Linked DNA regions of Homo sapiens: regions 1, 2, 3, 5, 6 and 7 are each linked to region 4. The links are chromatin loops, found by intact Hi-C in ENCODE. Cell type or tissue: A673. All regions are shown on one strand.

Evidence for each region. Hi-C counts contacts between places; a loop is a spot of excess contacts. Peaks named below come from ENCODE experiments on the same cell type or tissue, not always from the same donor. Only the 100,000 strongest peaks of a DNase experiment are listed, where the experiment ranks them.
Region 1: a loop joins it to region 4, with 4 times the contacts of the local background. A loop is called at or near these places in 5 of 110 quality-filtered maps.
Region 2: it touches region 4 in a loop (7-fold over the local background); 57 of 110 quality-filtered maps call a loop at or near these places.
Region 3: a loop joins it to region 4, with 5 times the contacts of the local background. A loop is called at or near these places in 18 of 110 quality-filtered maps.
Region 5: a loop joins it to region 4, with 7 times the contacts of the local background. A loop is called at or near these places in 82 of 110 quality-filtered maps.
Region 6: a loop joins it to region 4, with 6 times the contacts of the local background. A loop is called at or near these places in 4 of 110 quality-filtered maps.
Region 7: it touches region 4 in a loop (7-fold over the local background); 3 of 110 quality-filtered maps call a loop at or near these places.

What each region holds. Positions count from the first base shown.
Region 1 is chr6:39,979,693-39,983,692 of GRCh38, reverse strand. LOC102723789 (a long non-coding RNA gene) reads right to left here. Exons shown (of 6, transcript XR_001744112.1): 6 at 3,352-3,601. Among named protein-coding and RNA genes, the nearest start is that of MOCS1, 47 kb to the right of the region's middle. In A673, a CTCF peak has its summit at 2,436 (motif pointing left); a DNase peak (open chromatin) is centred at 2,432.
Region 2 is chr6:40,306,763-40,310,762 of GRCh38, reverse strand. No RefSeq gene overlaps it. Among named protein-coding and RNA genes, the nearest start is that of LINC00951, 47 kb to the left of the region's middle. RefSeq lists enhancers at 1,605-2,171, 2,172-2,739. In A673, a CTCF peak has its summit at 1,879 (motif pointing right); a DNase peak (open chromatin) is centred at 1,912.
Region 3 is chr6:41,026,548-41,030,547 of GRCh38, reverse strand. UNC5CL (unc-5 family C-terminal like) reads left to right here. Exons shown (of 9, transcript NM_173561.3): 8 at 47-160; 9 at 1,953-3,653. The coding sequence ends at 2,175. Among named protein-coding and RNA genes, the nearest start is that of UNC5CL, 11 kb to the left of the region's middle. RefSeq lists a silencer at 2,250-2,359 and enhancers at 2,500-2,699, 2,770-2,839. In A673, CTCF peaks have their summits at 2,193 and 2,395 (motif pointing right); a DNase peak (open chromatin) is centred at 2,377.
Region 4 is chr6:39,361,127-39,365,126 of GRCh38, reverse strand. KIF6 (kinesin family member 6) reads left to right here. Exons shown (of 23, transcript NM_145027.6): 17 at 2,609-2,693. All of the region lies in intron 2 of LOC107986594 (a long non-coding RNA gene), which reads right to left. Among named protein-coding and RNA genes, the nearest start is that of KCNK16, 40 kb to the right of the region's middle. In A673, CTCF peaks have their summits at 2,477, 2,743 and 2,961 (motif pointing left); DNase peaks (open chromatin) are centred at 2,396 and 2,926; H3K27ac peaks cover 1,028 bases.
Region 5 is chr6:39,890,832-39,894,831 of GRCh38, reverse strand. DAAM2 (dishevelled associated activator of morphogenesis 2) reads right to left here. Exons shown (of 25, transcript NM_001201427.2): 18 at 3,385-3,491; 19 at 3,110-3,198. It overlaps DAAM2-AS1 (DAAM2 antisense RNA 1), which reads left to right. Exons shown (of 4, transcript NR_125831.1): 2 at 3,069-3,209; 3 at 3,453-3,526. Among named protein-coding and RNA genes, the nearest start is that of DAAM2-AS1, 4.5 kb to the left of the region's middle. In A673, a CTCF peak has its summit at 2,122 (motif pointing right); a DNase peak (open chromatin) is centred at 2,121.
Region 6 is chr6:40,585,837-40,589,836 of GRCh38, reverse strand. It overlaps LRFN2 (leucine rich repeat and fibronectin type III domain containing 2), which reads left to right and starts at 2,473. Exons shown (of 3, transcript NM_020737.3): 1 at 2,473-2,896. RefSeq lists silencers at 2,041-2,110, 2,201-2,300. In A673, CTCF peaks have their summits at 1,774 (motif pointing right) and 2,138; DNase peaks (open chromatin) are centred at 1,826, 2,246 and 2,736; H3K4me3 peaks cover 2,479 bases; H3K27ac peaks cover 2,253 bases.
Region 7 is chr6:40,843,848-40,847,847 of GRCh38, reverse strand. No RefSeq gene overlaps it. Among named protein-coding and RNA genes, the nearest start is that of UNC5CL, 190 kb to the left of the region's middle. In A673, CTCF peaks have their summits at 2,019 (motif pointing right) and 3,436; DNase peaks (open chromatin) are centred at 2,047 and 3,417; H3K27ac peaks cover 561 bases.

The sequences.
Region 1 (4,000 bases), 620 kb before region 4:
ACACTGAGTATTCTATGTGTGCTACTTTAGGTACCCACTGTTCTAGTGAACCAGGTTTATCCATGGCAGGCAACAATTTGAGTTAAGAAATAAAATTGAGGGGTCAATATCTGACTATGAGCTTGGGCCAAATGTGTTGGTTTATCCATTTCAGAAGCTTCTAGACTAGAGCCAACAGAAGAACTGCCCATTTCTCTGGGCTCAGGAATTTATAAAAGTCAGTGGTACTAGGAAGCAGCCTTAAGTGTTTACCTTGAAGGGAGGAACTTGCCCAAGTGAAGGAGCAGGTCTCATTCCTGGTTGACTATAGCCTTGAGTGAGGACAATAAACCTGAGCTCACAGTTCTGATAAAACACAAAGCAAGTAAATGTTGATGAGGAAACACTTCCACCACTCCCACCAACCAACCCTCTCCATCTTAATTTCTACTCAACACACAAGGAAGACCTGTTGCATCTAAAGATATTGCTGAGATGTTGGTTGGGTCTCATTTACTAGTTGATGAAGGACTAGGCCTATAAGAGGGTCCTGATTCAGCGCACTCATTCTGTCAACTGGAATGAGAGCTCTAGGAAGTTTTTCATGATCTTTATTATTTGAGTGTCTTCATCAAATTCCTTCCTGCTTGCAGTTTGAAGCTCAGCTCTCTTTAGCTAAGTATCTTGGTTTCTAATCCATGGCCTTTGAGTGTGGAGGGTAGGTAGCAATCTGTGCCAAAACCTCAAACCCCAGCCTTGTGTTTAATTCAGAGCTCTGTATTGAAGGTTACATGTCACTGACTGCTGTGGTTTGAATATATCCCTCAAAGTTCATGTGTTGGAAACTTAATCACCAATGCAACAGTGTTGGGAGGTGGGGTATAAACAGAGGTGACTAGGTCCTCAGGGCTTTTCCCTCATGAATAAACTAATTCCATTATCAGAGTGAGTTTCTGATAAAATGATGAGTTCTGCCCTCTTCTCTTCCTCTCTTTCCATGTGATGCCTTCTGGCATGGTATGTAACAAGGAGACCCTCATCAAATGCAAACCCTCAATCTTGGACTTCCCAGCCTCTAGAACTATAAGAAATGAGTTTCTTTTCCTAGTTACCTAATCCATAGTATTCTTTTATGGCAATACAAAATGGACTAAGACACTGATCTGTCAAGTAATAAAGAGACACTTTGAGTTCTGACTTCATTTTTTATAAATGTCTCTTTGGGGAGCAGAAGACTAGACATCCACTATTCTTTACCCAGTGAAAAGAAAAACTTTTTCTTTTGGTAAGAGCACTTTCCTTTTGAAAAACTCTATTCTGACTTTAATCATGCAGTTTGAGTGAGATTGTCAATCACACTCTATAGGGTGGGCAAGTGGCCCAAGATAAGCCAATCAGAGCAACAGTAATGATTGGCCCTGCTTTGAGCATATGCTCATCTTTTGCCAGTGTCAGTCCTTGTTAAACTGAATTCTGGTTGTAAAGAGCCTTTACCTTTCCTGTAGTGAAGTTGGTAAGAGATGAGCATAAAGCAGCCAGGACCCCATCTCCCACCAGAGAGAGTCAGTCTTTCACAAGAAAGAAAGAATTTGACATTCAAAGCAATAGAAAAATCGGTGAGAATGTTCCAGAAAATATAACTGTCACTCATCCAGTCTTTCCCAGCTGTACCCATGCCCTCCCTGAGGCCAAAAACATTTCCTTTTTGTCTAGGGTAGACTTAATTGGATTTCTGTCACAAGCAACAGAGTCCTGACTGATTTAGTAGAGAAGATGTGTGGTGGTTCTGGGTCCCTGGCCATCATACAACCTCTGACCTAAATCCTTCACAGTACAGATTAGGTAAAGGAATGCCACAAAGTCAACGGTGATCAAATCTCCATAAATAGGTCAGGTGATGCTTCCCAAAGAAGCAATACCTATTAAAGGCATAGGTTTTCAGAACCCAAAAAGCATCATGGGAGAATTTAAGGAGCTTCAAGTAACAGACTAGTAAAAGTAAGGAAATTCTGCAGCAGGAAAATGTCTCACAAGCCATGTTACGGCATTTCAACTTTATCTCACAGGCGATGGGGAGCCACAGGGTTTACCGTCTAAGACCCTTAACCTCTCTATTCCATCAAAACAACTAATAGGTCTTAGACTGGCACTTCTTGTTTTCAGTGGTAGAAGTAGAGATTAGAAGTTAAAAATAACTGGAAGCAGAATCTGAGCTCATTGCCTTGTCCTTAGAAGTCTGAGGCAAGGGAGGATGGGACAGTGCTATTCCTTGGTGATCTTGAACCAAGTTACTGCCTCCCTGACCACCAACCCTACCCCTTACTCCCCACCCCCATCTTCTTATCTGTGACAGTGGCATTTCCCATTCAGCCCTTAAAAAAAAAAAAAAAAAAAAAAAAAAATTGGTTCATTGAGAAACCTTTGCTGACTCATGTACTAACCAACACTTCCACCTAGTGGGAACCTTTGGAAATCATCTCACAGGATCAACACCCCTCTTCCCCGCCACCCACTGCACAGCTTCTATAAAAGACAGAAATGTCCCATTCTCTGCTTGGTCTCTCAGTGACTGTCTCTTTGACCCCAGTCTTCCACTGCCATGCACATGAACATAGTTCCCTACATGGGAATAAGGCTTTGTAACCTGCAAGCAGTGCTCACATATCAGCCTCTGTGGCCTTCATCTAAAACAGTACATCCGTGCTTCCTGGCTCTGTTCGTCATCTTGGTATAAACATAGGATGGCAATAGTGTCCAAACATGGCATTCCTCTGGATCTTTCACTGTCTATTTTGAGTGGCCTTCAGCCCCCTCATATTCCTCCCTAGTGATTTTAGAAATTGTCAGTGCCAGTTGACAACTCCAGTCATCTGGGTGACTGTAATGTATGCCATGTTTATTTTTTTATCAACTATATGTTCACTCACTGGAATGATGTGTTCTTTTGGCATTCATCTCTAAATATTACAGCTCCTTGCTTAATGAGATACCAAAGCCCATGTAAGATACTGGGGACATTGTTATCTATGCTGAAAAGGCCACCATCACCAGATGTCCTCTAGTGTCTGAGCTACTAGTGTCATTGTCAAGGGTATTGGCTATTACCATTACCAGGACATCATCCCCACCCCCTGCCCCTACCGTCTCCCCTCACTATCAGCAGTTGTCATCAACTGGCTCTCTTACATATTCAATGTTCTATGAAGACAAAAGTTTTCTGCTCTACAGTCCAAAGGCTGATGAAATATTTCTATTGGAGAAAATCATCCCTACTTCTAATTCTACTTATTTCTATACCCCAACTTCTATCCACTTTTTTCAAACCTAGGGTCAGAAGAACAATATTTCTATTGCAACTTTGGATGAAGTTCCACCAAAGTGAGTTGTGCTTCTTCTCTTTTCCAGTGCTTAATTCTGAGACATGGCCAGGTTTGAGGCTGGGTAGGAGAAAAACAACTAGAGAGCCAAGTCTCACTGCTTTGTTCCTCACTTTGAGAAAAGGGCAGATGATTCAGGATCCTCTGATCTGGACTCCAGGCATCATTCTTGATGGATTTCTAGACCCAGGAATTGCCTTGGACATCATCCACTTGCTGTATGCTATGTTCAGCCTGGAACAGAACTGAGGGAGGAGGATGGGAGGGGAAGGAAGAGTGGGCAGAAGGGAGAAAGAGATAGAAACAAAAAGAATACAGTGAAAACTCCATGAAAAAGTAGAAAGTGTCCATATTTTTCAGGTCACTTGGTGGACATGACTTCCTGTCTTTCGTGTAATATGGAATCAAAATTATTGAAATAGACTGATTTGGTCTCCTTTTAATTGTCAGGAGTGAAAGAGTAAAGGGATGTGTTTGTTTTGCTTTGGGTCTATTTTTGGTCATGAATTTTGCAAGATTGCCAAAGATTATGTTTATTCTCTTGTTGGCTGAAGATTTCACCCTGTTTTTCTGAGAGGCTGGGCTTGTCTTTTCCACCCATCTCCTGGGAAAGAACGTAAAAAAAGAGGGAGTTGAATGGCTTC
Region 2 (4,000 bases), 950 kb before region 4:
TCCTGACCAGGAGGATTGAAACAAATCTTGATCCACTGATCTTGACTCCTGACCAGGAGGATTGAAACCAATCTGGATCCACTGATCTTGATTCCTGACCAGAAGGATTGAAACCAATCTTGATGCACTGATCTTGATTCCTGACCAGAAGGATTGAAATCGATCTTGATCCGCTGATCTTGACTCCTGACCAGGAGAATTGAAACAAATCTTGATCCACTGATCTTGATTCCTGACCAGGAGGATTGAAACCGATCTTGATCCACTGATCTTAATTCCTGACCAGGAGGATTGAAACCGATTTTGCATTTGTTATCCAAGCCATGTCCTGTGAGATGCTCCTTGGATAAGTGGTTCCAAATTCAGATAGGTTTGGGAAATGTTGTGCCCTGCATATACCCCTCCCCACTGGGGGCTGCCATGCACATGGTCATTTTAAAGAGTCTAAGAAGTCCTGATAGAAAAAATTCTGCTTTGCTGAACCCAGTGTTTTCTGAAATTTCTCACCATGGAAACTTTATTTTATGTGTATTTTTCTTTATTTGTTTCACCCATTAGCATCATTGGGACCATCTCTGGAAAACACAGGGGTGGCATAAATCACATGTGCAAAGTTGTGCCATCTCTCTGAACTCATTTCTCATCTAAAAATGAGGATAATCAATGCCCACCTTGCAGGGTGCCATGAAGATCAGAGGTAGTGAACACAAAACACCCAGCCCAGGGCCTGGCAATCAGTGGGAGGGCAACATGCATGGACACTGGGATGAGGCAGGGAGGACGCAGATGCAAGGAATGACACCATGGGATGCAGATGCTAAAGGCGAGGACCAAGGGCAGGGTCTTGACCACCAAGGGCAAGACCACCACAGGCCGGTGGGGGCCAAACCAGCAGATTTGAGACCTGGAGTCTGATATAGTTTGGATGTGTGTCCCCTCCAAATCTCATGTTGAAAAGTGATGGGACCTAGTGGGAGGTGTTTGGGTCATAGGGGAGGATCCATTATGAATGGCTTGGTGTCATCCTTGCAGTAATGAATGAGTTCCCACTTTATTAGTTCACTCCAAGAGCTGGTTGTCAAAAGGAGGCTGGCACCTCCTCCCCTCTGTCTTGCTCCCTCTCTCTCCATGTGACACACCTGCTCCTCCTTTGCCTTCTGCCATGAGTAAAAGCTTCCTGAGACCTCACCAGAAGCTGAGCAGATGCCTGTGCCATTCTTGTACAGCCTGCAGAACCATGAGCTAAATAAATCTCCTTTATTTATAAATTACCAAGCTTCAGGTGTTCCTTTAGTAATGCAAAACAGACTAACACAGGGTCCTTACATCTCCCAGACGAGCATGGGGATTGTTCCCAGTATTACAGGCAAACTCAGTCTGCGGGAGAGGGATCTGTGGCCTTGCCAGGAGCTGGGAGGACTGCTGGGCACAGGGAGAGATTGAGGAGTCATTTACCAACCCCTTCACTTCACAAATATTTATTGAACACTTGCTAACTGTGAGGTAATCCTAGCTACACAGGATACATCAGTGAAAAAAAACACAGCTCCTGCTTTCCTGGAGCTTACACGAACAACAAATAAGCAAACTAATAATATTTTAGATGATAAGTGCTACAAAAAATAAGGCAGGGTTAAGGAGAGTGGTGGTGCTATTTTACACAGGGTGGTCAGGGAAAAGCCCTTTTGAGGAGGTGATGTGAGCAGAAAGTGGCAAGAGGTAAGTGATTACACTCATGACCCATCATCATTATCATCACATCATCACCATTATCATCACATCATCACCATCACCATCATCATCAAACCTCCTCCATCATCCCTTGGAGTAAGTGCCTCTCAGGACAGGCTTTCCCAGGGTGTAGTTCCAACAATGACCACGAGGTGGAGGAGTGACTCTAACCCCGTCCAGGGGCTGGGCGTTGGTTGACTATCTCAAGCCCCCAGCCCTAGATCCTGTCAAGGTTGAGAGTCGTCTCAGGCCATCTGCAGCCATAGGAATCCCATGTAGTTGGGTTGCCAGCTTGACTGTGTGCGGGGGCTTTGGCTCTTTGCCACCAGTGAGGTGCGAGGAAGGGGAGGGAGAGCCACAAGGAACATCTGGAGAAGCCGAGCCAGGGAAGGGCACACAGCCCCCTGCACAGGGTCCAGGGGTCCTGGGGCTGCGGTGGGCGTGGCCACCAAGAGAGCGGCTCCAGGCCAGGCTTGTTCTGTCGGTGACTGAAGGGTCTTTAAGGCATTCTTCTGCCTTCAGCTACGGGAAGCAGGTGAGGAAGCAGAATTGGAGAAGGAGTGAGGGGGTTGAATAGCCAGGCTGGAGTGAGGAACAGCCTATCTTCGTGTGTTTTACGCCTTGCTGGCACTCCTATAAATTTGTCTTAATGTTGGGAGAGGGCAGCTGTGAGCCTGCTGCCTGCCCCCTCTGGAGAGAAGGGGACCCTCTCGGGCTGCCGCCCCTGTTATCCCCTGGAAGCTGGCTACAGGACCAGCGTCCAGGAGATAACAGCCCAGACCCCCTGTTTGGGGTCTTTTCTGAAAAGGGCCAAGCCTGGCTTGCTCTGCTTCGCAGCCTCATCTTGAAGATTGATTATCTTCCCTGGCTCCTTCCAGCAAGGCGGAATGGTGGGGTTTCTAATTTCGCTGGCGTTTTGCTCCTTGATATCATGTGAACAGATGCTGTAAGGTTTTCTCTGAAGACTCTTAGGTAGGGAGGGAGGGAGAGCCTCCTGGTGAGGTTCTTTGACTCTGTCCGGGAGGAGGAAATCCATTTCTCATTGCTCTGTGATTTCACACTAATCTGCGAATGCATGCACTGATGACTTAGGGTGTGGTTCTACCCCTGCCCCGACTTTCCTCTTCTGCAAATGGGGTGAATAATGCTTACCTTGTGGAGTCATCTGCATGACTCAGTAGCTTAGCACTTGTAACACAGCACCTGGGACCAAATCAGGGCTCTATAAATCGTAACTACTTTCATGTGTAGGAAGTGCAGGTCCTTCTTCATACGTCTATAATATTGTGTATTCCACAGAACAATCCCATTTGGTGCCTTTCTTTTTTCTTATTTTATTAATTTTTTTCACGTAAAATATCTGAAAACAATCTTCATCACAACAGAGCCAAGCACTGTATCAATACTGGAAGGAAAATAGGAATGTCTCACCCCCTCATAAACACACAGACACACACACACACACACACCCTAGAGTTAACTACTGGTATAAGTTTGGTATTTATCTTTCCAGACTTTTGTTTCACCAATACAGTTCTTGGGGCTGTAAAGCTTAGTTCCATGTCAGTGAGCATTAGGTGGAGATAACCCTCTGAAGAAGCTTATTGGGGAGTGTGTAGACACAACTCTTTCTCTTGGCACCACTTAGTTCCATATCAACCTCAATGTGTGAATTGCAAATGAGCTTTACTTTAAAAGGCCCTCAAAGTGGCTTGGCAACACTTTATAAAACATTGGTATTAATTCCTAGAAGGTCAAAGAGGCGTACGTGTGTGATTCTCTAACTCACTTTTCTACTGAATGACTGTGGCCTCCATTCCCAGTTCGGATTAGGGGATGTGGCTGCAGAGCCACTGAACATGATTTGCTTCCTGCCAAACAGAGAGGATGTGCTGGCTGCATGCAGGTGGAGTCAACCCCGAGTGCTGGGTTTTGAGCTCTGTGTGAGCAGGGAAGAAAGTGCCCTGTAAACTCTAGGGACTAGAGTCCTGGCCACAGAATCACAGAAGTGGGCCCTCCATCCCCTCTCCACTTGCCACCTTCACTTTCCTCAAGCCTCCCAGGGGCTGGAAGCACAGCACATGCTGAGCATGCCCTGTTGAGCGTCTGTAGGGCGTTCTTCACCAGGCTGCATGACTCATGTACACTCTCTCACACGTCTCTCATGTGCATCTCATGCCAGCTTGAGGAGGTGGGTACCATGATTAATATTCGCCTTTCATGGATGGAGAAACCGAGCTTGGAGAAGCAATGTGTTTACCCAGGAACT
Region 3 (4,000 bases), 1.7 Mb before region 4:
GTCTGTTTGTCCCTTTCTTCCAAGAACACCCTTTTCCCTGCCTAAGGCTGCCCCCAGAGCTCTTTGAGCAGCTGCGGATGTTATTGGAGCCAAACAGCATCACCGGCAATGACTGGCGCAGACTGGCCTCCCACCTGGGGCTTTGCGGCATGAAGATCCGGTAGGAAGAGGGGTGAGGTCTGTGGATGGTAGAGGAGGGTGGGCTGGAATGGGGTTCCTCAGGACACTCTGGAGACTGGATCACAGGCAAGGGAGTGACTTAAAAGTCAGAGAATGGCTACTGTCCACCCTATTTCCCATAAAAGGGCAGCTCTATTAATCACTGTATCATCAGTACCTAGAATGATGCCTGGTGCATAGTAGGTGCTCAATTAACATTTAACAGTGAATCCATTAACATGGAAGTTATTTGGTACATGTTGAGTGCTTGCCATGCTATGCCCTGAGGAGGAGCAAGACAGATTATAGGATAATGTGTGTAAAGCATGTAGCTGGGTGCCTGACACTTGTTAATTCAATAAATGTTATCAATAATGGTGACAGTGCAGTCATGATCCCTGTCAAGGAACTCAGAAAGCAGGAGAATACTGAGCTAAGCTCCAGAAACTACACTATGAGTGCAGCGGTCAGGGAAGACTTTATCCTGGTGATGGGGCTAGAGCTGGACCCTGAAAACAGGGTGGATTTTTATTTATTATTATTATCATTATTTGAGACGGAGTCTTGCTCTGTCGCCCAGGCTGGAGTGCAATGGCGCAATCTTGGCTCACTGCAACCTCCATCTCCCGGGTTCAAGTAATTCTCCTGCCTCAGCCTCCCGAGTAGCTGGGATTACAGGCACACGCCACCATGTCCAGCTAATTTTTTATTTTTAGTACAGACGGGGTTTCACCAGGTTGGCCAGGCTGGTCTGCAAACTACAGGGTGGATTTTTAAATCATTCATTTAAACATTTATCAAGTACCTATTATGCCCTGGAAACTGTGCTAAGCACTATGATACAAGATGAATGAGGCATGGTCCCGGCGCCTAGGAGCGCACACACTAGTAAAGGGTTCAGAGAGCTTGAAAAATAAAGGCAAGTGTTCCTTGTGCCTTCCTGTAAGAATCCAGTATTGTATAACACATTGAAGAGAGACAGAAAACAGCTGAAGCAAGAATAATAATGAACTGCGGGCGTTATGACCAGAAGTCTGAACTGAGGGATGCAGAATGTTCTCTTCCACCTGGGAGGGGTGAACTAGAAAGGGCTTCAGGGAGGAAGTGATGGGGAAGAGATCAGCCATTTTGTTTTGGGGAGTAGCAGAGGTGGCTGTGGGTGTAGTGTGTGCAAGGCGAGAAAGAGAGAGGCCTGAGCTAAGGGGGTTCAGGATGGGAGAAAGGAGAGAAAGCATAAAGACAGGGCAAGGCCAGGTGCTGGATGAGCCAGAAAGGCTCATGGAGCGTGGGCTGGTTAGGAGGTGAGAGACTCTGGAAGGTTTTAGTGGACGGGAGAGTCGTGATAAAAAGCCATGGTTTACAGCAACTGTTTCCTTAGTAGTGAGCAGGATGTTGTGGCCTAGGAGAGAGGGAGGAAGGAGGGAGTTAGGAGGCTAGGGGGAGGCTAGGGGTGTATTTGGAGTGGGGGAGGTAGAGAAGGCAATTACAGAACATCAGAACTGTAGCAAACTTAGAGGTCCTCTTGTCTAAGCCCTCATCTTAATAAGAGGAAACTGAAGCCTAGAGAGGAGTAGGGGTCAGAGTTGGCCTCCAAGCCAGGACAATCTCAAGTTTCAAAGCCCTGGGGCTTCCCACCTCCTGTGCCCTGGAAGGCAGGCAAGAGCAGGACAAGGACAAAAGCTACAGGATGGGGAAGGGACGGACCTTGCGCTGCGCAGCCCAGGGAGCCTGCAGCAGGGGGGGAGCCCCTCCCTGCTCCTACACCCTTCTCTTCCTCCCCTACCTCGGGCCAGGTTCCTGTCCTGCCAGCGCAGCCCCGCAGCGGCCATCCTGGAGTTGTTTGAGGAGCAGAACGGCAGCCTGCAGGAGCTGCACTACCTCATGACCGTCATGGAGCGGCTAGACTGCGCCTCCGCCATCCAGAACTACCTGAGTGGGACACACGGCGGCAGCCCAGGCCCCGAGCGCGGGGGCGCCCGGGATAACCAGGGCCTGGAGCTGGACGAGAAGCTCTGAGCGCCCAGCGGGCAGGGCCGGAGGAGGTGTAGGGGCGAGAGGGGTTGTTCTCCTACGCCTAAGAGGAACACAGCAGCTGTTCCTGGCTGTGCCCACCACCCTTCCCAGAACCCTCGGACGGTGCCAGGGCCGCCCGCGTCCTCGCCAGCCTCCCAGCAGCAGGCGCGCCCTTCCGGCCGCGAGCTGTCCCGCGTGCGGGTCCCCTCCTGGCCGGCAGAGGGCGCAGGAGCCCAGGAGATGGCCTCAGCGTGGCCAGCCTGCCAAACTGACCAGGGGACGGCCACGGTCCCCGCGTGCACTTTAGGGCCGGTCAGGCCCTAAAGTATTCACTGAGCACTTAGGAAGACCGGGCATTGGGCTGGTGTCATGAAGAATACTGGAATATAGGAGGTAGGGTCTGGAGCCCTGACAAGCACACAGTTCTTTTGCAGGAGTCAAGATGTGCTCATAGGAGCCAAGGGCAAACTCGAAAACAGCCCTGCCCTGTGGTTAGGGGAGGTGGGTGTGGCTTTAGGAGTTGAGAGGGGAAGAGCTGAGTGCGGGCTGGAGCAGCGAGAATGCTTCACGGAGGATGTTGGGGAGAGAGGATTTGATTTGCCGAGTGGTTTGGAGATCTTTAGGGGCGGGTAGGGGAAGAGGGTGGCTGGACTTAAGGTAGGAGCCGAAAGTGGGCATGGGAGCCCATCCCCGTGGGTGTGAGGCCGGGGTAGGACCAGGCTTCCCGGCTAGGCACGCCTGGCTGGCTGCCTCTGCCTCTACTAACTTCCTTTGTCTCTTTATCCTCCTGCTTAGGCCGTGTCTTCCTCTCTCTCTGCCATTTTCTCTATCAGAAAACATTAAAGCTGAGTAGAAACTTCAAGATGATCATTCTGGCCCAGCCCTTTTATCTCTTTATCTCCAATGGTGTGCGTTTTAAGTTTCTCTGACTTGGTTTTTCTGTCCCTGTCTCCCACAGTTGTTCCCGCTCTGCACCTGTGTTTCAGTTACTCTCTCTCTCTGTCTTAGATCTTTTTGTTTCTGCCTAGTCTCTGTGCCCTGTCTTTGTGTGTTTCTTTCTCTGCCTGAAACCCTCCCTCTTTTCCCTTCAGGCATATGTCTCTAAACCAATGTTATGTATCAAAGACTGTTGAAAGAGACAGGGCTACTCTAGGAATGGATGGGTGGGGATATTTTCCCCATGGATCAAGATCCAGTTTAGGGTTGGGAAATAAAGGATAGGGATAAAAGAGGCACCCCATTCAGTCAGCAGATACTTATTCAGCACCTACTATGTGTTTGATACTGTATACAAAAGACATGAATGGGCTGGGTCCTGAACAGAGAATAAAGGGTTTGACTCCATTCTGGAAATTCTTTTGTTTGCAAACAGGTGTTGTTAATTTGTTCAAAGGCAGGCAAACAATCTCTCTGGCAACACAATTTTCTTCTGTATTTAATTAAAAAATATTAAAGCTTTTTTTCTATGATGAATGATAAAATATGAAAATTGCCTTCCTTTGTTACTAACTATATTTTGCTCAGATTGGCAAATTTGGATGTGAGTATGAATGATTTTATTTGGTAAAATTGTACCTATGGGGATGGGTTGGAGGGAAGCATTTTGTAGATTGTGCTTCCAGTATGAAAATTACCTGGGTCCCGCATGGTAAGTCAGGGAGGTTCCCTTCCTTTTCTGTTAGATGCAAGCCTTCAGAAGCAGGCCTTTCCATCCCTTCCCTGTTCCCCTATCCCCACCAGTCCTCTCCTACCCTTCTCATCTGTCCTCCTTACCCCATCGGGTGCTGCCAGTCACGCCAGATTAGTGCCCCGGACTTTTCCCCCTTCA
Region 4 (4,000 bases):
AACAAATGGGTAAGGGAGTCAAAGGGGAAGAATAATGGCGTGACAGAATAAGGACCTCTCAGCAGACTAGGCTGCCAATAAATGTGAAGTGTTGCCTTTGGGATCAAAAGGACAATCACACTGAAACAGGACGCATTTTAACAATCACTTATTTTTAAAAAATGCAAGTTTTAAAACTGACCACAAGCTTAATAGGGGCCAACCACGACAGAGCTGCTAAAAATCATAAGCAGTGTTGGGGAGGCTGTCTGGTAGAAACATTTAGCTCCTTGGAATCAGAAAAAAACAAATGGGTTCACATCCCAGCTCTGCTATTTAGTAGCTATGTAACCTTGAGTTATCCATGGCCCTCTCTGAGACCAAGAATCTAGCTGAAAGAAGATGGCAATGCCATCCTTGAAGGGTTATTTTGAGAATTAGCAATAGGGTACATGGAGGACCTAGCCCAGTGCCTAGTAGAATTTGGCAGAACTTAGAACATAGAAAGTCCCCAGTAAATGGTCATTGTTAGTAATTCACCTACTACAAAAATATAGAGCTTAAATTTTTAAAAGGTAAGAGGAGCCCTACTCTACTCTATACCTTTCAGACCCATGGAAGTATTATGTCAAGACCTAGCCTTCACACTTAAGATAAATGGGAAAGTAACCAGGTCACTGAGACTTCAGGTGAGGGATTGAGCAGGAGTCAGTCTAAGAAAAAAAAGGGGGCTGGGCGCGGTGGCTCACACCTGTAATCCCAACACTTTAGGAGGCCGAGGTGGGTGGATCATGAGGTCAAGAGATCGAGACCATCCTGGCCAACATGGTGAAACCCCATCTCTACTAAAAATACAAAAATTAGCTGGGCGTGGTGGTGTGCACCATACCACTACCACACCACCCTGGGATGGACTACATCCCAGCTACTCAGGAGGCTGAGGCAGGAGAATCGCTTGAACCTGGGAGGCAGAGGTTGCAGTCAGTGGAGATCGCGCTGCTGCACTCTAGCCTGGTGACAGTGCGAGACTCCATCTCAAAAAAAAAAAAAAGTTCCAGACACATGTGATATTTTGATGTTGTTGTTCAGATATTTAAGGGACCATCAGATTAAGAAGAAAGATATGCTACACTGCTCCAAAGAGCCAAAGTAGAGGTGAAAAGAAGTTAGCGGGAAATGTCTTGGCTCAAAAGTAGGAGGAAACAGAGCTGTCCGCCATGAAATGCACTACCCTGCAAAGTAGTGAGCTCCTCATCCCTGCAAGTATTTGAGCAGAAAGCAGATGACCCTCTGTCAGAAATGTTATACGAGGGATTTTTGAATCCAAGTTTCCTGAAGTTAGCCACATAACTTGGGCAGTTTACCCTCTTTGAACCTCAATATCCTTATCTGTAAAATGGGCATAATAACACTTACCACAAATAAATGCTATAAGGATTCAGTCTGAGCATGTCTGGAAGCACATGGACTGTAGCAGAGTCTTCCCTACATAGAGTAAAAAGCAGGGCTGTACGACTTCTAGGATGTTGTCTGTGGAGCTCAGAAAAGCAGGGCAACCACGAAGAGACTCCTAGAAGAATAAAAAGTCCCCACACTCTGGGCTAGGAGACAGCCAGCTTCAGATGAGCACACTAGCCAGAGCAGGCAACCAGGCACCAGTGGCAGTCATGTGGGGGAAGACAGAGGTCGGCATCAGCAGGGACGCAGACACACGCAGCAGCTGATCCCTGCTGACGTGCTCAGCCCTCCCCTGGGCCTCATGATGGTCCCATCGCCAAGGCTTGGGCTCATCCCTGGTTGTGAATTAACATGGCCTGCGTTCATCAGGCTTGAGAACCACTGCTGCAGAGGGAGTGAAAAACAGGAGACACGATTCTGAGGCTGGAAATTAAGCACCTCCACTTGTGCAGAGAAAGATGTCAGATGGTTTAGAGAGGTTTCCTTTTTTTGTGAAGGGCTTTTGTTTTTGTTTATCTGTTTGTTTTTGTTTGTTTGTTTGAGATGGAGTTTCTCTCTTGTTGCCCAAGCTGGAGTGCAATGGCATGATCTCGGCTCACTGCAACCTCCGCCTCCCATGTTCAAGCAATTCTCCTGCCTCAGCCTCCCGAGTAGCTGGGATTATAGGCGCCCGCCACCACGCCCAGCTAATTTTTGTATTTTTAGTAGAGACGGGGTTTGACCATGTTGGCCAGGCCAGTCTCGAACTCCTAACCTCAGGTGATCCTCCTGCCTCGGCTTCCCAAAGTGCTGGGATTACAAGCGTGAGCCACTGTGCCTGGCCCTGAAGGGCTCTTTATCAGAGGATGGGGAAATGCTATTTTGCGTCTTCCCTGGAAACTCAACAGGAAATGAATGAGCTCAATAGTAAAAGGATTAGTAGACACAGAGGAAGATTCCCTTCCAGTGACAGATGTTGGCAGTGGGAGGGACAGCAGAGGGACAATAACCCTGGAAGCTGCTCCTCTCAGGGCTTTCAGCTGAGCAGAGGTTGCCACCAAGAGGCCCCAGAAGGAACTCACAGAGGCTCCTTTCTTCTTGGGGTGCCCTTGAACTCTGTCATCTGCCCAAATATCACACTCTTCCTTTTACCCTTCTTTCTCACCATCCCATTGGCACCTTCCTTCTACAGGAATCTCGGAAAACATGGCCGTGCCTCTGATGCCAGACCAGCAGGAGGAGAAGCTGCGATCACAACTGGAGGAAGAAAAGAGAAGGTGCCCTTCCTTTTAGCCACACACAGTCCGAGCCCAGCCTCCCAGGGTCTCAGTGTCGTCCTGGAGCTTCCCAGGGCTGCAGCTACTCAGGGATGTGGGTCCAGCAGCTGGATCCTAGAACAGCAGGAGGAGGAGGGGCTGCCTTTGAGCAGGCAGGTGTGAAAGGCAGGACCCCAGGCAGTGTGAGGTTAGAATGCAGAACAAGCCAAGCCAGGCCCGGGAAGCAGCTGGGCTTGTCCACTGCTGCCACCTACGGGAGCCAAGAAATATGACCACGGTGGTTTTCCGCGTGCCTATGGCTGAAGTCCACTTCCCTCCGAGTCCTGAGAACGTCATACTCTCACGCAGCCGCAGGCATTTGGGGTCTCCAAACGACTTCACTTACAGAGTGAGGAGCCTCAAGCATAAACAGGCATGTAGCCATTCCTGATATACAGCATGGTCACCGAATCTTGCTCCACATGCTGATCAAGCTGCATCCACTCATTCATTGATGCATTTAGCACATGTGTGCTATCTCCTCCATGCCATGGGTAGGCTCTGGAGAGACTACAGTCATCTTCCCTGCCTCAAGGAGCTGGTGGTGTCACTGCAGCACACTCCCTGCCCCACCCCAACCCCCAGCTGACCTGGCATGCACCACCGCCCCTGCCCCCCGACGCACACCCAGGAGATCAAAGCCCCAGGCGCTGGTCTTCAGGTCGCTCCTGGCAGATGTGCAGGTGTCTTCCTACAGAAGTCTACCTGAGCACACACGCTGCTGTCGCTCTCCACTCCCTTGGGGCCCTCGCCAGTCGTCCACCTTCTCCCTCGCTCTGTTCATTTTCCTTAGTTTCTTTCCAACACCCCCCGCTTTTTTTTTTTTTTTTTTTTTTGAGATGGAGCCTCACTTTGTTTCCCAGGCTGCAGTGCAGTGGTGTGATCTTGGCTCACTGCAAACTCCATCTCCCGGGTTCAAGCAGTTCTCGTGCCTCAGCCTCTTGAGTAGCTGGGATTACAGCCACGCACCACAACACCCAGCTAATTGTGTATTTTTAGTAGAAACACGGTTTCACCATGTAGGCTCAGGTTGGTCTCAAACTCCTGACCTCAGGTGATCCACCCGCCTCAGCCTCCCAAAGTGCTGGGATTACAGGTGTGAACCACCACACCCAGCCTCCAACCCATTCTTCTTGTGTCTCTACTCCATCTTCATCTTGTCCCCTTGGCCCACATTTCCAATCTCAGTGTCACCTTAGAGGCCAACTTATCTCTTCGGCCTGGCTATTGGACTGTTTCCTATTGGACAATTTCTGATTCATTATAGC
Region 5 (4,000 bases), 530 kb before region 4:
GCCTAGGCAACATGGTGAAACCCTGTCTCTACAAAAATACAAAAATTAGCCAGGCTGGTGGCATGTGCCTGTAGTGCCAGCTACTTGGGAGGCTGAGATGGGAGGATACCTTGAGCCCAGGAGGCAGAGGTTGCAGTGAGCCAAGATCACACCACTGCACTCCAGCCTGGGTGACAGGGCAGGACCCTGTCTCAAAAAGAAAATAGGTAAAAATTTAAAAAATAAAGTTCAAAACCGATAAAACTAAACTAGCAGTCAAGATGGGTTTGACCTTTAGAGAGGAGGGAGGGGGGTAAAGTTTGGGAGGGGGACATGAAGAAGGCTCTGGGGGGTTGGAAGCTGTATTTCTTGACCTGGGTGTTGATTACACATGTGGTTCCCTTTTTTAATTCTTCAAGTAGGACTCTTATGATTTGTGTACTTTTCTATATGCATGTTATGTTTCAAAAATAGTTTATTTAAAAAGAATACTTGGGAAAGTTTCTGGCAATTTATATTGGTTGGGATGTTTTTTCTAAGGTTTATATGCTATTTGGAAAATCTGCAAAGGAATCCTCCTAAAAATGCTAAAATGTTGGCAAAACAGAAAATGACAAGAGTTCAAAGGAAATCAGTGTAAATGGGAAAACGCCCAGATGCAGTTCTGACATTTTAGATATATTCACAAGAATAATATATTCATGAATATATTCATAAGAATATTACATTTGCAACCATATTCATCTTGACTATATTCGGTGAATGTATTTATAATAAGAATCGGTAAATGTGGTATATTCAGCAATATATTCATAAGAAGAATATATTCAAGAATTGTAAGTTCATGAATATATTCATAGAAGAACTGGTAAATTTGTCAAATTTGGTGAACTAGCTTTTGGCAAATGGACTCAGAGCCCCTGCTGGGGATAGGAGGGCAGGTGTCAACAGCTCATCACACCTAGCTGGGATAGGCTAAATCTTAGCTCTTCCAGGAATACTTCCTGGGAGAACTGGAAGGAAGAATAAGAATCCCATCTTTGCACAATCCTCTTTTCTCCACTTATAGTCACACACACTGATCTGATTCTATAATACACAACTTTAGGCATATCTTTCCTATCTAGCTCTTAGAGGAAAGAGACTTATGTCTGGTCTATACAAGGACAGCAGCCATTGCTATACAGAGCAATTATTATAGAGCAGAGCTATAGAAGAGTAGCTTTCCCCAGCAGATCTTGCTATCCCAAACACATCTTACTCGGCTTAGCTTGATATCAAATGGAGACTCTTTCCTGAATATCCACTGACTAATTCTTTTTTTTTTTCTTTTTTGAGATGGAGTCATGCTCTGTTGCCCAGGCTGGAGTGCAGTGGTTCCATGTCGGCTCACTGCCAGCTCCGCCTCCTGGGTTCATGCCATTCTCCTGCCTCAGCCTCCTGAATAGCTGGGACTACAGGTGCCCACCTCCATGCCCGGCTAATTTTTTTGTATTTTTTAGTAGACACGAGGTTTCACCGTGTTAGCCAGAGTGGTCTCAATCTCCTGACCTTGTGATCCGCCCGCCTTGGCCTCCCAAAGTGCTGGGATTATAGGCATCAGCCACCGCACCCAGCCTCCACTGACTAATTCTTAGGCTCCTGGGAGCAGGAAACTGTCTGAGATTAAACCTTTCTGATGGCTAAGCTACTCTGGTTCCAAATCTCCAAATGGCAATTGCTCACATTTGTTCCACTGACCCAAGACATACAAATAGTTGTGCACACATGTCTTGGGCTGAACCCCTTACTTGTGCTGCATGCTCCAAAGGCAGTCTGCAGCAGGATGAAAGAAAGTTGTGAAGAAGATAAGGATTCACCCATCACCAGGGCAGGAGATATGGCCAGACCTTAGAAATAGAGAGTCACTGCTGCTCTCTTTCCCTCTTGATTGATTATCTATGCTTACCACCTGCAGGTCCCTTGCTGTGTGTGTGTGTAGTGTGAGGGGGAACAAGATCTGATTACAGAAAATGTCTGCCTTAGCTCTGCATGCTCCACCCTATCCATAGACTATCCCTGAAGCATCTCAATGGATTTCAGGAAGGGTTGCTCTCTGGACTGGGCATCTCAGGGAGTACTGACTGGCCCTGGTGTCCAGCAGGGGGTGCCCATGCTCTGTTCTGCCCCCAGCCTGGTAACCTCAACATCCTGGAAACAGGCTTTCTTGCTCCACTCTGCTGACCCTGTCCTCCCCACAAATGAGCCTCCCAGCCTCTCCTGCTTATTGCCTCCTGGGTCCACATGTCTCTGCCCACCGTCCTGACCTCCTGCCTCTCCCAACAACTCCACGCCCCTCCCTGCTGTGCCATCAGCACAGGCAGCCCCTGGGGAGTACTAGGGGACAAGAGGGAAGGGACTGATTTTGAAGATCAGCATCTGCATTCCTACCCTGGTTCCACCACTCACCAGTGTCACAGCCTCGGGACATTAACACAGCCCTACTTTAGAAAGGAGAGAATGGAGCCACATGGAAATTAATAATAGCACCCACCCGTGCGATTGCTGTGATGACCAAATGAGGACCAACCAAGCAGAGTGCTTCACACAGTGCTTGGCGCATGGTTCTCATTGAACTACAAATTTCTCATCTGGAAATGGCCTGTATTGGAAGTGTTCCTGACTCAGAAAATCAGATGCCTTTAGAAATCAGCTTGTGCAATTTCCTACTTTCTGAATGGCTCACACTTAAACTAACGTGCCCAGAAGTCTTCTATGAGCCTAGTACCTCTTAAGTAGAGTAAAGACTGATGAGCTCAGTCCCAGCCAGGCACTGTTGTAGGTGTGGCTATTATTATCTTTTCTACCTTTCCATCCCATGCTGGGGCAGATGTCAACAGACGCCCCACCTTGGAGAGCTTGCATGCTGAGGCATAAGGAACATGTCACAAGGTTGGCGCATGTGCTAATATAAGCAAGTGCATATTTTTATAATAATCATCATTTTAGATTTTGTCTTTGACTTTTTGTTTTTGTTTTTGGGTTGAGAATAAGAAAGGGGTTTCCCTCTGCCCCTATTCACTGGCTCCCACCCACCCTGCCTTTCTCAGATAACTCTCCACTCTAAGCCTCCTGCAACCCTCAGCCCTACCTTCCACTTTGGGCTTTGCCTCAGCCAGCCGCTCCTGGAATTTCTTCTTGAAGAAGAGGGCTTGCAGTCGCTGCTGGTAGTGGTCAATCCTGTAGACAAGGTGAACCATATCTTGAGGTATCCCACCCCTATCCTGGCCAGCCCCAGCTCCCGGAGCCAGCTCCAGTCTCCTCTCAAGCCTGCCCACCTCCATCCCCTTCCTCTTGGCAGAGCCCCACCTGCCCCACCTGCCAGAACCCCACCTGCTTGAATCCCCACCATGCCCATGGCCCAACCTGCTCATTTCATAGAGGAAGCGGTCAGCACGGGCCATCCGCTCAATTTCATGCTTGTGCTCCTCCAGGAGGTCAATGTCACTCTTCTCTGGGATGAACTTGAGGAGCTGCAAAGAGCAGGCGCAAGTCACACAAGCAACTGGTGAGCAGCAGACATGGGGTACAGGGTGTGAGAAGCTGTACTGACTTGGGTCAAGATGGGGAGGGTGCCTTGAAAGAGGGAGGCACCCTCATGTGGACAGATTTCTTTCATCTGCCTGAAGGGGATGACAGGGCACACAGCTCTGAAATTCTTTTTTCTTTTTTAAAATTGAGATGTAACTGATATACAGTATTTCTTTCTTTTTTTTTTTTTTTAATAGGGTCTCACTCTGTCAATCAGGCTAGAATGCAGTGGTATGATCATAGCTCACTGCAGCCGTGACCTCCTGGGCTGAAGCAATACTCCCACCTCAGGTCCTGAGTAGCTGGGAATATAGGCATGTAGCACATACTGGGTTAATTTTTTTTATTTTTTTATTTTGTAAGACTGGACCTCACTACGTAGCCCTGGCTGGTCTTTACCTCCCGAGCTCAAGCAGTCCTCTCACTTCAGCCTCCAAAAGTGCTGAGATTA
Region 6 (4,000 bases), 1.2 Mb before region 4:
CTTTCACCTTTTCATGATCCAAGTGTGGATTATCTTCTGGGGATTTTCATGGTAAACGGTGACTGTAGATTGGTGTTCTCTTGGCCTCTCAAGATGTATGTGGTCCCCATCCTGCTCCATCTGTCAAGGTTGCTTGGGGGTTCCCAGAGCTGGAAAGGCTCTTAGCAAATGCACAGTCCAAACCCTTTGAGGAAAAGGGACTTGTCACATTGCTTGTTAATACAAAGCCATGGTGAGCATCCAGGCCACCTGTGCCCCAGCACAGTACTCAGGTTATGTTGGGGCAAATGTAATTAGAAAAATAAACCAGTAATTCTCAGAATTACCAATGACCCAGGTCTTGGCTCTTCATGGAATATCCATGTTTCTGACTTGAGAAAACTTCTTGATGGAGTATTGGGTTCACTCTAGAGCAGAGATTGATCCATCCTTCCTATATCCCTCATTCACATCATTCTAATGCTTTTCTGGTTTCTAAAAGCAGCTCCATTTCTACTCTGGTGCCAGCTTGGTCCTATCCCTGCCACTCCGTTCTGGTTGTCTCATGGGTGACTGAGGGTTAGGGGAGATAACCTAGCCCACTGCCCCCAACCCTTGGGAGAATTCAAAGGCTTGAGCCCAGGCTGTGGTTCTTCCTAAGCCTTTCTTCCTGGGAGCTCCCGCCAATAGTAGGCAAGCCCTCAGGTAAGCAAAGAGTAAGGCAGTTTCCCTGCTGTTCTCCCCTCCTTCTTCCCTTCCCCTTCCTCTTCCCTACTTGCCCTCCCCAGTTTCTACTCCACACCTCCTTTTACTCACCTCTTCCTTCCTCATTACTTTCCTTCTCATGACTCTTCCCTACCTCTATCCCTCACTCCCTGCTCCTGAGTTAGATCCCTTCTCTCCAAGGCCCACCCCATATACCTTGAGTTTCATCTTGGCCATGCCCCTCCCCCACCAGGCTTTCCAGAATTCCTGCAGGGAGAGGCTTGTCTTCAAGGATATGCAGCATGCCAGTTTGGCAGTTTCCCGGGGTGCACATGTGGAGGGTGCACACATGAGGACCAGCTGCCTCGGCTTCTGCAGTTATGCATGTGTGTAGAGAGGACACAGGGTCGTATGTTACAGATGTATCCAGCCGAGCCAATCCTGGGCTGCAGAGACACATCCACATGCAACATGTGCCTCCCTGTGGGTAACCGGGACAGGTGCACGGGATGTGTTAGCCACCAGGAGAGAAGAGAAGGACTGCAACATTGACATTCTTCCTGCCCCTGGATTTACCAGCTGGAGTACCAACAGGAATCTCAAAATTTCATTTCCTTTAGAAGGAAGGAAATGCCTCTTGGGGAGTCCAGTAAGGCAGAGGACGGTCCTACCTTTCTGGTAACTAGTTGTTTATAGTGAACCGAGAGGATAACCAAAGACGAGACCTTGGCCAGACCTGGGTGTTCTGACTGTGAGCTCACAGTCTGCTTTGAGTAGGGTCTCCGCTACCTACCACATGCCTTGGACAAGTCACTTTACTCTTTTGGGCCTCAGTTTCCTTATACATCAAATGAGGGTTGCTGAGAAGATCAAACAAGTGAAGAGTTGTAAAGATGCTGTGCAAACACTTGGCGCCACTGCACCCTTCACTGATTCTTGTAATAATCATGAAAAGTCAAAGTGCGTGTGTGTGCGTGCACGGGGCGCTCGTTATTCATAGGTCCCTTACCAGGATTCGAGAATCTGAACTGGGCCCCAGGACTGGGTGGGCGCGATCGCCCCAGCCCCCACTCCCAGCCTAGGGCCGGCGCGGTCGGGTTTTCCTCCAGCAGGCGGCGGGCTGACGGCTGCAGGGCGCGCTAGGCACGTGAGGTGGCAGCGCCGTCGCCAGCTGCAGAGGTGCAGCCCTGGCCGCCCGGCTCGCCTTCCGCAGGGGCTGCCCGTGCCGCTGGACCGCGGAGACCGCCCTCCCGGTTCCGGGGCTCGCGGCCTGCCCACCTCCCTCCGCGACTGCGGCCCCAGCCCACTCCCGCCCCACCGTGCGTCCCCGCGCCACCCCTGCCAGGACCGTGAATCCCTCTGGTTTCCGCGGCGGTGTTGGTCGTCTCGGAAGCGGGTGCGCTCGGCAGCGGGCAGGGCAGCGGGCGCAGAGGCTGCCTTCGGCTCCTGCAGCTCCGCGGTTCGCCACTGGGGGCTGCCGCGCCGGAGAGCTCGGCGGGGACGGTGCGCACGGCCGCCGGGTTCCTGGGCGCCTCTGGCCGCTGGGTTTTCTCCACTGCTGGCCCTGCGCTGTCTCCGCAGCCCGCCCGACTCCCTCCCAGATTGGAGCGTGTGATCCGTGTGTGTGTGTGTGTGCGTGTGTGTGTGTGTGTGTGTGTGGAGCGGAGAGAGAAACCGGGTACGCGCGTATGCGCGCGCGCGTGGGGGGCAGTGTGCATGCGGGGAGTACGGGGGAGTGTGTTTGTGTGTGCGTGTGGGTGTGAGTGCCTGGCTCCCTCTCGCTGAGACACACATACACTCACACATACACAACCCGGCAGGCTCGTCTGAACTTGAAGACACCCCACATTCCAAGATGCCCGAGGTTCCTGGGAATGCCTGGGGTTCTTCGATCCGGAAAATCCTACCGGCATCCTCCTAGGGAGGGATTATTATTATTATTTTTCTTTAATCTGGAAGAGAAGAGAACAAGTTGTGCTTTTCCCCCCTTCTTCTTGCTAAATGCCATGGATATAACTGAATAAGCGGCTCAGGGCTTTCCCCGCGTGGACGTCCGAGGCCACCATCTGCCTGCATTCGCCGGAGCCGCCGGAGGGTTTAGCTCGAGTCTGTCTCGGGCGGGGAAGGATGCGTGGCCGAGCCGGGGAGCCCGGGCGCCCCGCGGAGCCGGCCTCGGTGCCACCCAGCCGGGGGTAGATGCTGCCTCGCCCAGGTGAGTGGTCGCCGGCGCTGCGTCTTTGCGATCCCGGGTGTCCGCGGGAGCTCGGCGCGGGGCTGAACGCACCCGAGGGAACCGGGAACTTTGCATCCCTTTCTTTTTCTCTTGAAGACTCCCCGCATCCTAGGTGCTCATGCGGACACCCCCTTCTCTTTTCGCCCATCCTTATCGCGAGAGATTTCCTTTCCTTTCTTTAGTCTTTATTTCCTACAGTGGGGGTGAAACTCTGGCGGGGAGCGGGGAGAGCCGGGTCCATGTGAGACTGGAGAGCCGGATGGAGAGACGGGGAGCCACGGGTGGATGGAACCGTTGAAAACAGCAGGAGAACTTTGCCGCCAGACCACTCTGTTGCATCTCCGCACATGCAAGGCCTGGCTAGAGCCATTGCTGGGGGCTAGGTGGGGGCGCCGGGGACTCCCTGAGCTCTGTGGACTGGGTGGGGTGGGGTAAAGCCAAGTGCGGAAGGGTTGATGCAGAGCGGATGGGAGGAAGGAAGGCATGGTTGCAGTTTGTGGGGGCAGGTAGGGCAGGTTCAGGGACCCTATGCTGGCCTCAGGCAGAAAGCAGATCAGGGGGATTGTGTGTGTGTGCAGCTTGGGGCATCAGAATGGCATGATGAAGCAATATGGAAAGTGGCATTAGCCATGCCTGGGTTCCTAGGTCTCTGTCTCCCACCCAGCCCTGCCCTGGTTCTAAGGTTGGCCTGGGCAGGGAGGAGGGAGAGCAGTAGACCGTTCCGAGGTGGACAGTGCCTTACTTTGCACAGACCTTCTGAGGGAGGTGTCCTACTCGTCTTCCCATCAGCCCGGTACAAAGGACAGAGACAGAGAGTTCTAGGGAGATAGAGCCTCTGAAAACCAGAGCAGGAGGGAGAAGAGAGCCTGAGTGGAGACCGCAGAGGGACTGAGCCAGACTGTTGCCAAATGCACCCGGCGACAGCAGACAGCTGCAGACGGACAGACACCTGCAGGGACAGGGAACATGTCAGAGCCTGCACTCTTGAGTTGGAGTTACAGGCATGGCTATAGATGATGACCCCCTCCCCTGGCCACAATGGAGTGTGTGTGTGTGTGTGTGTGTGTACGCGTGTGTGTGTGT
Region 7 (4,000 bases), 1.5 Mb before region 4:
GTCGGAATTTTGCGCAAAGCTTTCGGAAGCAGCCCTTGTGACATGCAGTTGGAAAGGAGAAATATTAAGTGGTAGAGAGACAATTTTAATCCCATAGCTCAAATTCCCCCTGTCTCAATCAGAAGTAAGAGAGCTGGGTAACCACAGGATCTTAGCACTTGGCTCATTCCAAATTTCTGGAATTCTTTTCCTTATCAATCCCTTTTCTGATCAAATCTTCACCCACTAAAAATATGGTCATAAATAATGGTGCTGGTCTCTTTAAGATTTGCACACTGGGAGGGAGTACGAGTGGGAAGGATGGAGGATGATAAGAGAAGGAGGAGAGTAAGAAAGTTTTCTTTTTTATTATACTTTAAGTCCTGGGGTACATGTGCAGAATGTGCAGGTTTGTTACATAGGTATACACTTGCCGTGGTGTTTTGCTGCACCCATAAACTCATCATCTACATTAGGTATTTCTCCTAACGCTCTCCCTCCCCTAGCCCTCCACCCCCCGACAGGCCCCAGTGTGTGATGTTCCCTTCCCTGTGTCCAAGTGATCTCATTGTTCAATTCCCACCTATGAGTGAGAATATGCGGGGTTTGGTTTTCTGTCCTCGTGATAGTTTGCTGAGAATAATGATTTCCAGCTTCATCTATGTCCCTGCAAAGGACATGAACTCATCATTTTTTATGGCTGCATAGTATTCCATGGCATATATGTGCCACATTTTCTTTATCCAGTCTATCACTGATGGGCATCTTGGTAGGTTCCAAGTCTTTGCTATTGTAAATAGTGCTGCAATAAACATACATGCACATGTGTCTTTATAGTAGAATGATTTATAATACCATTATATACCATTTAAATACCATTTGACCCAGCAATCCTATAACTGGGTATATACCCAAAGGAAGTTATTATATAAGTGGAGCCTCTGTGATGCCAAGCACTGGAGGGCAACTTTCAGAGGTGACTTTATTCAGTGGCTTAATGAATGGTATTTTCTTCCATTTCTTCCATTTTCTCTTATTATGTAATAGCTAGAAGCCTACCAATGAATTGAGAGAGGTAGCAATAACTCTAAAAGCCACTTTTGGCTCTCTTTAGATGGTACAAAAATGATGTCAAGGCATTTACAAAAATGTTTTTTTTGGCCTAATCTCAATTTTAATGGGATTAGGACATAATAACAAACTAGTTCTGAGAAAGCACCTTCACCTGAAGCTAAAATATTGCAATTCTAGAATGTAGCTTTTGGAAGAATGAATATTTAGATGTCATTTTCATCCTCCAAGGTACATGCAATCGGTGTAAGTACTGCCTAGAATGCCTCTCCTCTGCCTCCCCAATTATGTCCACTGAATTTTGCGGAACTCTGGAGAGAACATTTGGAGTTGGAGGGCTCTGGCAAAGGTCTGAAGTGCAAGCAATGGATACTGAAAAAGGGATGCATCTGTTAGGCATGTAGGCGGCTAGCATGGCATCTTGGTATGATAGTTAGGACCCTGGTTAACTTGCAGGCTTTCCTAAGTCTGCCTGGAGTTGGATTCTGACAAAGGATGCATTAGTAGTAAGAGTAGCTAACACTGACTAGGCACTTACTATGAGTGTCAGACATATCTGTATGTTATGTGACTACATCCTTAACCCAAGATGAGTGAGTTAATTAACTTACCTAGACCACGCAGCCACTAATTAGCCAAATCCAACCCAGCAATGATGTCTTATAGATACCCAAGATCAAGCTGTTGACCAGTTTCCCCAGGACTCAGTGAGAACAGAGAGGTGCTCATCTGGGAAGGCTGGAGAGAGAAAGAGGAGGTGCACCAAGTGGCCATAACACCCAAATATATGAACCAGGTGAGGCGATGAGAAAGTTATCTACTCACTGGGCGATACTGGCATGCTTACTACAGGAAGGAGGCTGTTGGGAAGGCAGAGCCATTTGGAAGCTGACTATTCAAGAGACCTCAGAGACCATGCTGAGGCATTTAGACAGAAACCAGTGAGGAGAAAAGTTGAGAGCTGAGCTGGGAGTGGAAATGGCTGACCACAAGGAGGCGCAGAAGACACAAAATTTGTAACTTACAGGTCTCCTGGACCTCAGCCTCCCTTCTCCCACAGGCACCCTCTAGTAGGACGGTCTCCTCTCTCCCTCCTCTCCCACCACATCCATGTCCAAAGCCTCCTGCCAGAAACTACCTTATCTTCTTAATATGCAGTCTAAGCTTGACTCTTTCCCCTAAAAACTTCCTAGACTTTCACATCATCTTTCTTTGATCTACTTAATACCTAGTGTGTCTGTTCACTGCAAGACAGTCCCTGCTGGGACCAGACCAGGGCCCTCCCTACTCCCTATACATTAAGACGTCTCTCCATGGAGAAAGATCAGAGCCCTCTCTGTTGCTGTGCACACCCAAGATATCTGCCTTTAACTCAGCAAGACAAAGGCCCACACCAACTCCTCCATAAATCCACCACAGTTACCACCTTGAAAGTTCTGCCACCACAGGGACTCACACTGAAGTTGAATTTTGTAGGTCAGTGATTTCTGATTTTATTTTTATAACCATCAATTTCCACATGAAAAAATGTAGCAGTTTTCTTTTTCCTTTCATTATCTGCTTTTTTCTCTCAGGTGCTTATTGCCTTGGCTTCTGTTATAATGAACCCTTCCTTCCCCCACCTGCTTTCCCAAATCCTCCCTCCGTTGTCAAAATCTCCTACTTTTTAAGCTTTCATGGAAACTTTGCCCCTGATATACCACAGCCCTCCAAGCCCAGGCTGGGCTGTGCTCTCCCAGAGATGCTGAGAGAACTGCAGCAATTACTCATCCAAACTCCACTGGGATTCCCACAGACTCTCATCCTCCTTCCTTCAGTACCCTAGGCCAATCCTTCCACTGTACCCTTCCTCACTTCTTCCTCTGCAATCTTGCTCCATTAACCCAGCTTCCTTGATAGCTTTAACATCCCCTTTCCATATTCCCACCCTCAGCCTACAGACATTGCTCATTTTTCTCAAAAACCACCTTTGAGCCTCCTCTTGAAGTTACCAACATTTTTATTCTCAAACTTGGTGCTCGCTGCTTAGCTTCCACTTGTCTTTATTCTACTGTATCTCAGTACAATCTAGCTTTCAGTCCCTAATAACTCCATAAAACCATCCTTGCTACGGTCATCAATAATATCCTAATGGTAAAATCCAATCAATTCTCATAGTCCCCAGTGCTCACTCTGCTTTATTTTATCTATTGGCCACTCTTCTTTTTTGCAAACTCTGGCTTTGTTGGCACCATATAATCATGGTATTATATACTTTGTTATTTCTCTGTGATCTCTTCTTTTATGATCTTAGGCCTTAGGGACTCAAGGAATTTTTAAACATCTGTTATGTAGCAGTGCATTGTGCAGTCATAAACGGTGCTGGTGCTAGCTCCTCCTGCTGTTCTCCATTTCCTGTGAGGCTTGTAGGCATACTCTTTTCCTGTCTTCCCTACCAGCCTGGTAGTATGGGCCTTCACTTGTGAAATGAAGGAAAGTTAAAGGGAGATGAGAAAGGACAAGAGAGAGATAGATGTAAATAACTCTTTTTGTCAGCCTTCAATTGTCTCTCAAGGTGGGGAGAAATATATACGTTGGTAAAATACTCAAAATATTGTCAGTTCTTCAGATGCTATGAACCTTTGAGTAACAAAGTCTACCAAATGACTTAGGACAGCATGAAAATATTCCCTGAAAATAATTTTGAGAAGGGGTAGTGGTAACAGAAGATCTGAGGCCAGCCCGTTTTTCCCCAAGCCTGCTCCATGACCCCCTTCCAGTCCTCCTTTTCCAGCCAGAGGATCTCCTGAGCCAAGGTTCCATTCTCTGGATTCCCCAATCATTTCACATGATCTTGTATTTCACATGGCCCATCTCATAATGCCTCTGTCTCTTCTGCCTCCTTTGAGTTTCCATACACAAAAAGTCTATCAGAAACAACTCTCACCACTGACAATGATTTTTAGTGACT